Regions from separate parts of the Homo sapiens genome. Here region 1 is linked to region 2. Evidence: read pairs that join two places in POLR2A ChIA-PET (ENCODE). Cell type or tissue: PC-9. All regions are shown on one strand. Each heading gives the region's core, and the rest is flanking DNA. Links, peaks and the distances in the headings are about the cores only.

Region 1 (6,920 bases), core at 988-5,987, 71 kb before region 2:
CACGGTCGCTCATGCCTGTAATCCCAGCCCTTTGGGAAGCTTAGGCTGGTGGATCACCTGAGGTCAGGAGTTCAAGACCAGCCTGGCCACTATGGAGAAACCCTGTCTCTACTAAAAATACAAAAAAAAAAAAAAAAAGCTGGATATGGTGGTGGATGCACGTAATCTCAGCTACTCAGGAGGCTGAGGCAGGAGAATCGCTTGAACCCAGGAGGTAGAGGTTGCAGTGAGCCAAGATCACGCCATTGCACTCCAGCCTGGGTGACAAGAGTGAGACTCCTTCTCAAAAAAAAAAAAAAAAGGAAAAAGTGCACCTCAAGGATTGCTTCCTTACAAAAGACTTCCCTTAACCCTCCAACTAAATCAGAAGCCTCTGTAACATCCTCTCATCCGTCTAGAGATCATTTCTTTCATGACCCTTCTCCAGACTTTACCTTTTGTTTATTTATTTGTTTGATTCTTGCATATGCTCGCTTGTCCTTGCTAGAACATATATGTTCAGTGAGGGAAGGATCCTTTCTGCCTTGTTTATTGCTGTATCTCAGAATCTAGAAGAATGGGGCATAGAATAGTAAAGTTTCTATTTAAAAAAGAGCAAGAATTGCACGTCCTTTAAAATATTTTCAATAAATATTTTTAAAAAGTCATTTAATGAATTTCATTGAATTGTGTTCATGGGACAATTAAATTGTCTCCCTCACTTGACAGTAATTCCAAAGGCTTATGGAAACCTTCTGCTGGTCGACTGTTGCAGGTGGAGCCTACACAGTGCACGGCGCGACGGTTGGGGCTCCTTTAATATTAGATCAATCAACATGCATCTTTAGGGTGCCCCCACTGTGCCTGCGTGAGAACGTGAAACGTTACTGCTTCCTCAGCCTTCTTTCTTCCACACCTCTGAGTGGCACCCTGAGGAGGAAGTGCTCATGACTTCCGTAGTGAAGGCTGTTCTCTCTGAAGATGTCACTGGGGAAATTTTATCCTTTCTAAATTTAGAAAGTGGGGGAGAGAAATGCAGCTAAATGGTTCAGATTCAGAGGGAGATAGTGAGAACCCTGAAAATGAATCATGGTACTTTTCACACACATAGTGAATCAAAATTTAATGGCAGTGAAAGGCTGTTGATAACATTCCTTTAAAAAATCCACATAACCAAAGACATTTACTTGCAGAAAACTTCCTGGACTTCTAAGTAGAATACTAGGCAGGTCTGTATTTTTAAATTTAGAAACCAGTCACAGATTTTTTTTCTCTAAACTTCATTAAGAGCTGTGCTCTGTATCAGCTGGTAAGCCTCTAATCCTACAAAGGTTGCTTATCAGGTTTGGGGAAAAAATATTTTAAAGGGAATACAATTCTTGCTCTTTCTTAAATAGAAATTTTACTATTCTATATTACATTGTCGTATAACATGTCATTTGGTGCCCCTGGAATCTCCTGTAAAATAGAAGCGTACGCTAGTAAATGTCATGATGAAATGAAACCAGGGATTATGAAAGTTGTGAAGCTTTCATTAAATATAAAATCTTATATTCGGTACCTTAGAATCAGTGACTCTAATACGTTATTTTTAAAATTTATTGTCAATATTAGCCGTGTCCCCAAATTAAGAAACTGCACTGAGCGTTTACGGCATTGACTTAAGAGAAATACAGTCAACGTATTTTAAATATATTACCATCTGTACCCAAATATAAAATGATCTTTAAATGTAAGGTAGTTCCCCATTTTATCACAAACTGTTTTGATCAACTTGAAATAGAAGCCCTTAAATGAAAGTGTCAAATGTCAATTTACAATATTAATCATTTCAGTTACCCAGACATTTAAAATTACATATTCTGGTACAGCACTGTTTAGGGAACTTTCTGTGATGACAGAAATGTTCCACATTTACTCTAATACGGGAGCCACCGGTCACATACGGCTAGTGGGCATGTGTGCCCACTTGAAACACGGCTAGTACAACCGAGGAACTGAATTTGTAAATTAATTTAATCTTAACTAATTTAAGTTTAAATTGGTTGGTGTGGCTAGTGGCTACTGAACCAGATAACACAGCTCTAGAAAACTAAAGATTTTTTTAGAAATGTTGCTATTTTCTACTCTCATTCAAACTCCACACGCTTCATTGACAACACTATTGTCATCATCATAACAATGATGTTAGATATGTTATTTAATTTTTCACAGCACATAATTTTTACTTCTAAGTTGATTGAAAATACAAAAAAAATTAGAAAAATGTTATGTGAAAAGGAATATAGAATAAGAAAAATGTGCCCTGATACTCATGGGGCCAGATTAGCCCTTGTGTAAAAAGAGTTTGAGGAGAGGAGGCACAAATCAAGAGATCCGGGCCCTGTTCTCTTTGAAGAAGATTCTACTTAGATGTTCGGGTTTAGCACTTTGTTCTTCTAAGTTCTCAGAAACCAAAGAATTTGTGTAGAAATGGTAATTTTACCTGATGTATTACCCAAGAGGCCTCTTAAGGACAAGGGTAGCCCTCTTTTATGAAGGCAATTTTTGAGAAAAAAAGCCATTGCTTTATATATGGTACATATGGTAAGTAAGAACAATTGAAGAAGAACTGAACACCACTTATTTAAAAATTGTGTACTTTATTTACAACCACATGAAATATTTTCCAATCACCAAGCCATCTTTAGAAGTTTTCCTTCCTTAATCATCAAAATGTCAGTACAAGAAGTTTGGATTTAGTTGTGAGTGACTGGGTGCTGTAAAGTCCACCAAGTAGTGGCATCATAGAGCACCAGGTGGCTCCCTAAACAGTGAGACCTGGGCACAGGTGTCAATCCCCAGAGATTCTGTCATCTAAGTCATGAGGTCATCTAAGTCATGAGCATCCACATGGAACATACAGCTATGCAGTTACTGGCAAATAAAACAAAATACCGACTGTGTCTCCTACAGTGAGATCAAAGAACCACTCTCCACTTACTCTGCAAACTTGCCTTGGTACCATCTCCTTCCGAGATTCAATAATTGATGTTTAATATGTGCTATTTAGTTCTGCTTTATTATTAAGAATTCCTTGAATGAGATGAATGAAAAGAATATTAATCTACTTCAATCTAGAAAAAAAAATCCTCATATCCATAAAATGAAATTAATGATTTCCAGAAGCAAATAATTTCTGTGATGATGTTCTCAGAAGAATTAAGGTGCTATCTGGTGCCCTGCTTGGATCGTTAGCCTAATGGGACTGATCAATCAGAAGGATAATGGCTAGATGGATATTTTTGTTGTTTTATTTTTAATGAATAAGAGATACTTATATTCATTAAAATTAGAAAAAAGATAATGAATCACCTCAAATTACAGAATTTCCATATTTCCCAAAAAACTGACAGTGTGTCTGCCAATAATAGCCACATACAATATTTATGCAAGCCTGGCTTTCTGTAATGAGAAATTCAACAATTGCCATGGTGATATCTTGGGAGGCAAGGAGGAAATACTGGTGATAACGGGAGTCTTGAGTGGTGATGGCGGGCAGCATCATACCATCCCCCTTGGGCCTGGGATGCTGCCAAGGTCTGCAGCGTGATGTTTGTCCTCCTCCATCGTCATCCAAACAAACAGGAAACTTGCTCTACAGAAAGTAATTCTTGCTGTTTTTCTTTATACATTTCTCAAAATATCTTTTAAATACTTTGTTACAGTAGGTAGTCAGGCCTACATGAGCAGGGCAAGAGAGCCCTTCCATCCCAACAGAAATGTCAGGTTACCATTAGATGATGGTCAGGCAGTTGTTAAACTGTCTCTCTAAAAAAATAATTGGTTACAGCCAGTGCCGTGGAAAGGCAGTCTCCCAGCAGATAGAAACACCTGAAACTGGTGATCAGCTTCCCAGTAAGGTCTCAGGAGTTGCGCAAGTGGGCTCAAGCATGCGCATTAAGAGGCAAAATGGCGGAGTTTAACTGGTAGATGACCTTGCACGGACATTTGACTGGTACGGGAAGAACGCTTCAAATGAGCATACATACAGCTCCGGTAAACACACTGCACGTGTGGCACCTCCAAGAGCGGGCAGGCAACTGCACAGGCAGACAGCCCACCCCAAGGGCAGAATCAGGGAAGAAGAGACGCAGGACCCCGGAAGCATGCCAACGTCACACCGCGCACTTCATCCCTCAAGTCACCCGCGTGGCCCTCTTGCGAGTGAGCTTTGCTTCCTTTCGTTCCTGCTCTGAAGCTTTTTAATGAACTTTCACTCCTGCTCCAAAACTTGCCTCGGTTTCTGTGTCTTACGCGCCTCAGTCGTATTCTTTCTTCTGAGGAGGCTAGGGCTGAGGTTGCCGCAGACCTGCCCCGATTCGCCGCTGCTAAGAATTTCTCAGACTCCAAGTTTCCAGTCTTCCCTGAGCAGCTCTCTGTGACTTTTTTCTTCCTGCGCTGTCTCGCACTTTACACACAGTTTTCTCTGAGGAACCTTCCTCCTACTAAATGTTCTAAGTTAGTTTTCCATGATTTTTTTTCTCCTCCTTCTTCCCTTGACTGTTGGGATACAGAAATATTTCACACAAATGATTTCTAATACGATTGAGTAGGAAGGAAATCAGCTTACTTTAAAAGTCTAGAAGCATTCTTAAGTCTGCTTTTCAATAATCGTCTTTTTTCATATAATACTTTTCTTGCCCTCTTTGGAAACTTTGAGCCTGAATACAAATTAGAACAACACAAAATTCAAGTCCTTATGATGGAATTCAAATTTGTATTTTGGCTCAATTAGCTGCTTTCTAGTACATTTAGGATCATAGCATTTAGCCCACATTTAGTGGCAAAGGTAGTAACATTAACGTTGGGTTAAGTACAAAACATTAACCAAAAAATCTTGTAGAGAATTGAGATGTTATGACTAGAAAGAAATTATGAAGATGTTATTTTCAGGGTATACATGGACTTTAACTGGGCACTGATTTTTATCAAGAAGTATTAGCAATTAAATTAACTGTCTTTCATGTGTTTAAGAAATCAGTCTTCTATCCATATTATATGAGACAAGAACATGACAAAATATTTTAAAAAGCAAAAGAATGATTATAAAAAATAATGCAGAAATAATATTTTTAAAGAAAATATATTTAAAATGCAGTTTTGGGATATTTTACAGCAAGTTACTTCAACCATACCTCTAGTTATACAGAATTTTGTCAAGAAACAAATCATATTTTAACATATCTAGTTTGAAGTTTTCCAAATACAAATAAATAAGGCATCTTAAAAGCATGACAATTTATTCTGTCATTACTTAAAGCTTTTAATTTTGCATACTTAGGGCTAGTAAAGATATAATAAGAAATAGATTGGAAGCAGCTGAACAAACATAGTGTTCATAAATGCATTTGATTTGATATTGACGTCAAGCAGTTCTACCAAAGTGATTTAAGAACTTGAGAGATAAGCTAATACGGTGGTCTAAAGGGAGTCTTATCTTGTTCTGTACATATGAGTTCAGAGCTCTCTATTGAATTCTACTTTTTACCACATCTGATTATTCTTCACGGACCACTGGGAATAGACCAAATTGGGGCCACTGATCCTAATTTAAGTCCTTTCTGACCCCTTTCTGAGTCTTCAATTCTTGCTTGCAAAAGAGAGTATTCAAAATGTCCGTATCAAAATAATATTTAGATAAAAGGTGTGAATAATTCATGATAAAAAATTTGCTTTCTGATTATGTAGGTTATTATATTAACTAAACATGTTTATTTTACCTTTTGATGTGGCTCTGTTCTGTTAGCCCTACCACAAAGATGATATTTGTCACAGTGTAACAGTCTATTATATTACCTCTTACAAAGGCATGATATTCTATTGATGTTTAATAGAATAATTTTTAAAGTACAAATAAATGATTTAATTTATTTAAATAATTTATATTAAATATTAAAATGTATATATATCACAGATATTTTATATGTATATTACCTATATTCAGGCATGCAGTTAGGGAAAGAAACGGAGGGAAATTGTTAGTTAAACATGATCTTAAGAATTTCTTCCATATGTGGAAAAGTCATCAGTTCATCTGGCATATAGCAATATATACATATATATATACATATATATAGAATGCTATGTATACATTTATCCTACATTCATTTAACATCAAAACATAAAAAAGTTATTTCTTTATTCTCTCTAAGCAAAAACCAGTAATAACAGCTCTGTAAATAGACTCTAGACCAACAGATCAAGGGAACAGGTTAAACCCCTTGCTTATTTGTTAGAATTCAAAGAGCCTCACTTTAGCTAATCTGATTGGGCTAATTTGTGTGTAAATACAGATATGGATAGATAGAACTATATATATATATACAAACAATATATATTTTATGTAATATAAAATACATATAATAGATAAATTAGAATCTATTCATTTAACTTACCTGAAACCATATAATCACTCAAATGTGTCTGCATGTCTGTGTGTATCTGTGTATGCATGTGTATGAAATGTAGTTTTTTAACTTGACATATAATAGATGTAAATATTTTCGGGGTACATGCGATAATGTGTTACATTCGTATAATCAAATAAGGATAATTGGAATATCCATCATCTTAAATATTCATCTTTATGTTAGAAACACTAAAGTTATTATCTTCTAGCTGTTTTGAAGTGTACAATAGATTAATGTTAACTATAGCTATCCTACTGATACATCAAATACTAGGTCTTATTTCTTCTGTTATAATGCATATTCGTACCCATTAATCAACCTCTCTTTAGCTCCCCTTTCCCCCAACCCTTGGTAGCCTCTGGTAATCACCAATCTACTTTTTATCTTCATGATATCTTTTTAGCTCCCACATATGAGTGACAGCATTCAATATTTGTCTTGCTGTGCTTGGCTTATTTCACTTAACATAATGGCATCCAGTTCTATTCA
Region 2 (6,920 bases), core at 1,078-6,077:
ATGTTTAATTGCCAGCAAAACCCTTTATCTCTTATAAATCCCTCTCCAGTTCGAGTTCCATATCTAATCACAACATTCACAAGGATTTAAGAAAATACAACTACTTATTGAAGCACAAATCTATAATGATGGAGAAAATAGGCTTTCAAAGAAAGTATGTTTTTATACTAAATATTTAAAACTGTCAAACTACTTATTCTGGAGGTTTCTATTTTTTAACAGACAGGTCAAGTAGAAGAAAAGGCGATTCTCTAAAGAACATTATTCCAAAAAGTACATCTCTGTTTAAATCATGTTTTTGCTCTTTCCTGTGCCTCAGATAACCTCCTGTGTCATCCATTTTTACATGTCAAAAGCCCATCTACACTTGAGGTCCATTTCACTGGATACTTCCTCCTTGGAGTTTTCTCTGATCACCCTAACCCAACACAGTGAGTCCCCTCTCTAAACCCCCAAACAATACTCATACTGGTCGTGGGGTATGTCATACATACTACTTTTTATATTCTCCTTTCATGATCCTGATGGGTTGTAAATGTCTGTATACCAAAAACAATGTATTTCTTTTTTTTTTTTTTAATACTTTAAGTTCTAGGGTACAGGTGCACAACGTGCAGGTTTGTTACATATGTATACATGTGCCATGTTGGTTTGCTACACCCATTAACTTGTCATTTGCAATAGGTATTTCTCTTAATGCCATCCATCCCTCCCCACTCCCGCCACCCCACAACAGGCCCCAATGTGCACACGTATGTTTATTGCGGCACTATTCACAATAGCAAAGACTTGGAATCAACCCAAATGTCACATATACACCATGGAATACTGTGCAGCCATAAAAAAGATGAGTTCATGTCCTTTGTAGGGACATGGACGAAGCTGGAAACCATCATTCTAAGCAGACTATCGCAAGGACAGAAAACCAAACACCACATGTTCTCATAGGTGGGAACTGAACAATGAAAACACTTGGACACAGGGCAGGGAACAAAACAACGTATTTCTTACTTTTCTACTCATTGAGATAGATTCAGTGTCAACATATTTTTAGTAAATTTATATGAGTAACATAGTAATACTCAAAGTTTTATTATGAATAGACAATACCCGCTTTAGGAGACAGAGTTGAAATCTTTAATATCATATGTAATTTCATTAAAGATCTAAATGTCTAATATCTTATGTGATGTTAGTATTTATTAAATGATATTAGAAATAAACTGCAAAACTCATTTTTTGAAATATTTACCACAGTTAAATATATCATAGATAATAAATACATTTTCATTTTCTTTGCCTTGTATCTTCCTATTTCTTAGTAATCTACCAGTTTAATTTGGGCATATCTGTACCCCTAAAATAAAAAATGTTGCATTTTTGTATGTGGATACATTAATTCAAAGTATAGTAGCACTTGAAATACCTTGAAGGTCTTAAAGCATCACAAAGCTGAACGTTAGAATCAGTATCTGATCTGAATAAAGATGACCTCTCTATGGCTGCAGCATCAGCTGCAAAAGCCTCACCAAGGGGGTCTGCAGGAAATGCGGAGGGCAGTGGGGTGCCCCAGCTGGATCCTACTTGCCAGGAGGCACTATCTCTCTGGTAGCTGGGAGTACTGATAGAACAGGGCTCTCAGCTGTCAGTCCTCTTTGAGGATTGCTTCAGCTAAAGAATACTGCTTCACCCAAGCCCACAGCTACTGACTAACCAACATACTTACTCTGTGGGGCAACTCTGAAAGGTCATTCTGGCTCCAGAGCTCTCTGTAGATTAGGCTAAGTCCTTCACTGGATCTTCATTTCAGCTCAACTGTGGGCCAGTCTTGCTTTCATCTCCTCCCTCCTACAGGTGTTAATCCTAAAATTATTTCCTAATAAACACCCTGCTTAAAAATTTTCATCTCAGAGTCTGTTCCCCAAAGAACTTAACTTGCAGCAAACACTAGGGTTGCTCTTGGGAGAAGAGAGGATTTCCACAAAGAGATAAAATGATTATTCTTTGCTGTTTCTACCTAGAGAAGGTTTTTTCCAACCTTTGGTACTATTGATGTTATGAGCTGGATAATTATTTGCTGTTAAGGGCTACCCTGTGCATTGTAGGATATTGAGTAGCATCCCTGGCCTCTACCACTAGATGCTAGTAGCACACGTGCATATGTGTGCACACAAGCGTGCACGCACACACACACAACCCATGTGACAAAAATGTCTGCAGATATTGCCAAATGTCCCCCGAAGGGCAAAATCCTCCATTGAGAATGTCTGCCCTAGGACTAATTCTGGCGATAGGAGAACAACAAGCAATGAAAGAAGCTGGTGCCTCCCAGATGCCAGGGGTAGCAGTTGACAGGACACAGGTAAGCGGAGGCCCGGCACAGGCAGTCAGGAACACCTTCCTCCGCCACCCAGCCCTTGACTGCACCCCCACACCTCACCACTGGGTTAGCTGTGAAGAGCTGAGACTCCATAATTTGGAACTAGAGGTCAGTCGATCATTTTGGGGGGTGCACTGTCATGTATGGAACGTCTTTCATCCTGCTCAATGCATATTCACTATTTATAGGCTTCTGAAAGGTGTCACATTCTCTTCAGTCTTTGATGAAAAGCAGGATTCTCCAATTCCACAGAGAAGCTGTAGGTTTTAGTTGTTTTTTTTTCCTCTTCAAATTCTTGAAGTGCCAGTGTTCTTAAAGGCTTTCCTGATCTGCTTTAAATGTCCTGGGTATGCATTTAAGTAAGAGAGACACTTCCTTCACATATAATCTCTTCAATTGCAGGGGAAGCTAGGGTATTGGGATTCTAGAGAATTTCCTTCACTCTTGAATTCCTCGATTTACATAGAAAAAGCTGGAGTTGGGGGAAATGAGATGTACAATTGAGGCAGAAGGAAGTATCAGAGCTATACAGGAACCAGCATAAACAGAATATCTGTAAGTTGGGACATATTCAAAATACTATCACTAAGTGCTCCAATTACCACTACTACTATTATTGTCACATTTCCATCCACATACTTTTTTTCCTTCTTTTTTCTGTTTTTTAATGGAAGTATGATTGATATATGAAAAAGCAGTATATATTTAATGTATACATCCTGATGAGTTTGGAGATAAGTACATATCTGAAATCATCAACAGAAGCACTGCCGTAACGTTACCCGTCACTGGCCCAGGTTCCTGCCTCCCTCTCTTTTTGTGTATATAATAAGAACATCTAACATAAAGTCTACCCTCTTCATAAATGTTTACATATATAATATGGTTTTGTTAACTATATGCTCTATGCTGTGCCGATCTCCACACTTATTCATCCTGCGTCAGTCACCCTAGGGACGCTTAGATTGACATCTATCTGCTGCCCACTCCCCCCAGCCATGGTACCCACCATTCGACTCTCTGTTTCTATGAATTTGACTATTTTAGACTCGTGACATAAATGGGATCATGTACTATTTGTCATTTTGTGCCTAGCTTATTTCCTTTAGTGTCCTCCAAGTTCATCTATGTTACAACAAATGGCAGGATCTCTCTTTTTTTTTTTTTTTTTTTTTGAGACAGACTTTCACTCTTGTTGCCCAGGCTGGAGTGCAATGGTGCGATCTTGGCTCACCGCAATCTCCACCTCCTGGTTCAAGCGATTCTCCTGCCTCAGCCTCCTGAGTAGCTGGGATTTTTTTTTACAGGTCTGCACCACCACGCCCGGCTAATTTTTGTATTTTTAGTAGAGATGTGATTTCTCCATGTTGGTCAGGCTGGTCTCAAACTCCCGACCTCAGGTGATCCACCCGCCTCGGCCTCCCAAAGTGCTGGGATTACAGGCATGAGCCACCACACCCAGCCTTTTTTTTCTTTTTAATTTCAACTTTTATTTTAGACTCAGGGGGTAAATGTTCAGGTTTGTTACACTGGTATATTGCCTGATGCTGAGGTCTGCGGTATTAATGATCCATGAGCATAGTAACTGCTAGTTTTTCAGCCCTCACTCCCCTTCCTCCCTTTCTTTTTCTGGAGTCCCCAGTGTCTGTGTTTGTCATCTTTATGTTCACAAGTGTCCAGTGTTTAGCGCCTACTTATAAGAGAGAACATGTGGTATTTGGTTTTCTGTTCCTGCATTTGTTCACTTAGGATAATGGCACCCAGATGCATCCATGTTGCTGCAAAAGACATGATTTCATTCTTTTTTATGGCTGTGTAGTGCTCTATGGTGTGTAGGCACCACATTTTCTTTGTCCAATCCACTGTGCATGGGCACCTACGTTGATTCCATGTCTTTGCTATTGTGAATAGTGCTGCAAAGAACATACCTGGCATGTGTCTTTATAGTAGAATGATGTATTTTCCTTTCGCTGTACACCCAGTAATGGGATTGCTAGGTTGAATGGTAGCCATGTTTTATGTTATTTGAGAAACATCCAAACTGCTTTCCACAGTGGCTGAACTAATTTACATTCCCACCAAGAGCATATAAATGTTCCCTTTTCTCCACAGCCTCACCAGCATCTGCTATTTTTTGACTTTTTAGTAATAGCCATTCTGACTGGTGTGAGATGGTGTCTCATTGTGGTTTTGGTTTGTATTTCTCTGACGATAAGTAATGTTGAGCAGTTTTTCATGTTTGTTGGCCATTTGTATGTCTTCTTTTGGGAAGTGTCTGTTCATGTTCTTTGCCCACTTTTTAATGGGGTTGTTTTTTGCTTGTTCACTTGTTTAAGTTCCTTATGGATTCTGGATATTAGATCTTTATTGGATACAGTTTGTGAATATTTTCCCCCATTTTGTAGGGTGTATGTTAGCTCTGTTGATAATTTCTTTTGCTGTGCAGAAGCTCTTTAGTTAGGTCCCACTTACCAATTTTTGTTTTTGTTGTAGTTGTTTTTGGGATCTTAGCCATAAATTCCTTGCCAAGGCTGGTGTCCAAAATGGTGTTTCCTAGGTTTTCTTCTAGATTTTTTAAAAGCTTGAGGTCTTACATTTAAATTCTTGCTCCATCTTGAGTTAATTTTTGCATACGCTGAAAAGTAGGAGTCCGGGTTTAATCTTCTGCATTTGGTTAGCCAGTTATCCCAGCACCATTTACTGAATAGGAAGTCCTTTCCCCATTGCTTATTTTAGTCAACTTTGTCAATGGTCAGATGGTTGTCGTTGTGCAGCTTTATTTCTGGGCCCTCTATACTATTACAATTGGTCTATGTATCTGTTTTTTGTATCAGTACTATCCTGTTTTGATTACTGTAGCCTTATAGTATAGTTTGAAATCAGATAATGTGATGCCTCCAGCTTTACTCTTTTTGCTTAGGGTTATTTTGGCTATTTTGGCTATTTTTTGGTTCCATATGAGTTTTAGAATAGTTTTTTTCTAATTCTGTGAAGGATGGCATTGGTAGTTTGATAGGAGTAGTGCTGAATCTGTAGACTGCTTTAGGCAGTAGGCCATTTTAATGATATTAATTCTGCCAATCCATGAGCATGGAATGTTTTTGCATTTGTTTGTGTCATCTATGATTTCTTTAGTAGTGTTTTGTAGTTCTCCTTGTAGAAATCTTTCACTTCCTTAGTTAGAGGTATTCCCAAGTTTTTTTTTGTAGCTATTGTAAATGGGACTGCATTCTTGATTTGACTCTCAGCTTGAATCTTATTGGTGTATACAAATACTCCTGTTTTTTATATATACTACATTTTCTTTATTTCATCTTTTCATGGACATTTAGATTGTTTCTATGTCTTTGCTACTGTAAATAATGCTACAATCAACGTGAGAGTGCAGATATATCTTCAAGATCCTGATTTCAATTTTGGGAGGTTTATACTCAAAAGTGGGATGGCTGGATCATATGGTAGTTCTATATTAAATTTTTTAGGAACCTCCATATTGTTTTCAATAGTTAATGTACTAATTTACATTTCCACCAGTGTACAAGAGTGCCCCTTTCTCCGTATCCCCACCAACACTTGTTGTTTTTTGTTTTTTTGTGAATAGCCATCCTGACAGATATGAGATGATGTCTTGTGGCTTTGATTTGCATTTCCATCCACATATTTTTTAAGAATAAATAGAAAAAGGAGGTGCTTTTATATATGTGTGTGTCACAAAAGGATTATATGCAAACCAACTGCAAAATACAAATGCTGCATTTCAGCACTGTCTTTAACCTTTGTCTTAATTTTTGAATTTAAGATTTTACAATAGCTATAATTTATTTTCTGTTAACCAACTTAATTTTTACATGCTTACTAATGCACCTTTGTATCATAGTGTTTAGCATTAGCAACACTGTGGGAGAAGAGGCAGAGAAAATATCCATGAAATACAGGTAATCTTTAATTTTATGAGACAGTTTCTTCCCATGAAGAATTTATAACTTTCTCAGCTCTAATCAAATTCCCTGCCACAGGAGCACGTTCTAATTAGAGCCATCTGCTCCTAGCAGGATATTCATCCCAGGCCAATGTATGGTGAAACATTCTAATCCATTTTAAGCATCTAATTTGTTTCTGCACTAAAATTCTAGGCAAAGAGCAGCTGGATGTCATTGGAGACTTTTCCTGCACAATGAGGGCAAGGAAAGTTAAAACAGAAATTCACTGAGTGGAAACCACGGATCTGTAATTAGGAAATATTAATCTAGGACATGCAGTGATAAAAATCAATGACCAGCTGCTCATATCATGCTTATTGAAGTAGTTGACCCTAGAAAAACTACTACCATCTCATTTGTTCATAGGCTTTTCGCCACTCCTTTTTTTGGATCAAGAGACATGGATTTATTCATCCATCCACTCATTTATTCATTCACACTACCACCATTGACAATTTTTGAGCAAGGCACTGTGCTTTGTGCTAAAGACAATGGGTACAGATGTAAGTCACTGATCTGGTTTTCAAAAGTTGATAGACAGTGTAAAATAATTTCAAGAG

The links. Peaks named below come from ENCODE experiments on the same cell type or tissue, not always from the same donor. Only the 100,000 strongest peaks of a DNase experiment are listed, where the experiment ranks them.
Region 1: POLR2A ChIA-PET joins it to region 2 with 5 read pairs; 2 of 35 experiments call an interaction of 5 or more read pairs at or near these places.

Annotation. Positions count from the first base shown.
Region 1 is chr4:187,810,908-187,817,827 of GRCh38, forward strand. No RefSeq gene overlaps it. Among named protein-coding and RNA genes, the nearest start is that of LINC02492, 140 kb to the left of the region's middle. In PC-9, for the core only: no CTCF peak of the experiment used is centred there; a DNase peak (open chromatin) is centred at 3,924; H3K4me3 peaks cover 2,119 bases; H3K27ac peaks cover 1,359 bases.
Region 2 is chr4:187,881,628-187,888,547 of GRCh38, forward strand. No RefSeq gene overlaps it. Among named protein-coding and RNA genes, the nearest start is that of ZFP42, 110 kb to the right of the region's middle. In PC-9, for the core only: no CTCF peak of the experiment used is centred there; no DNase peak of the experiment used is centred there.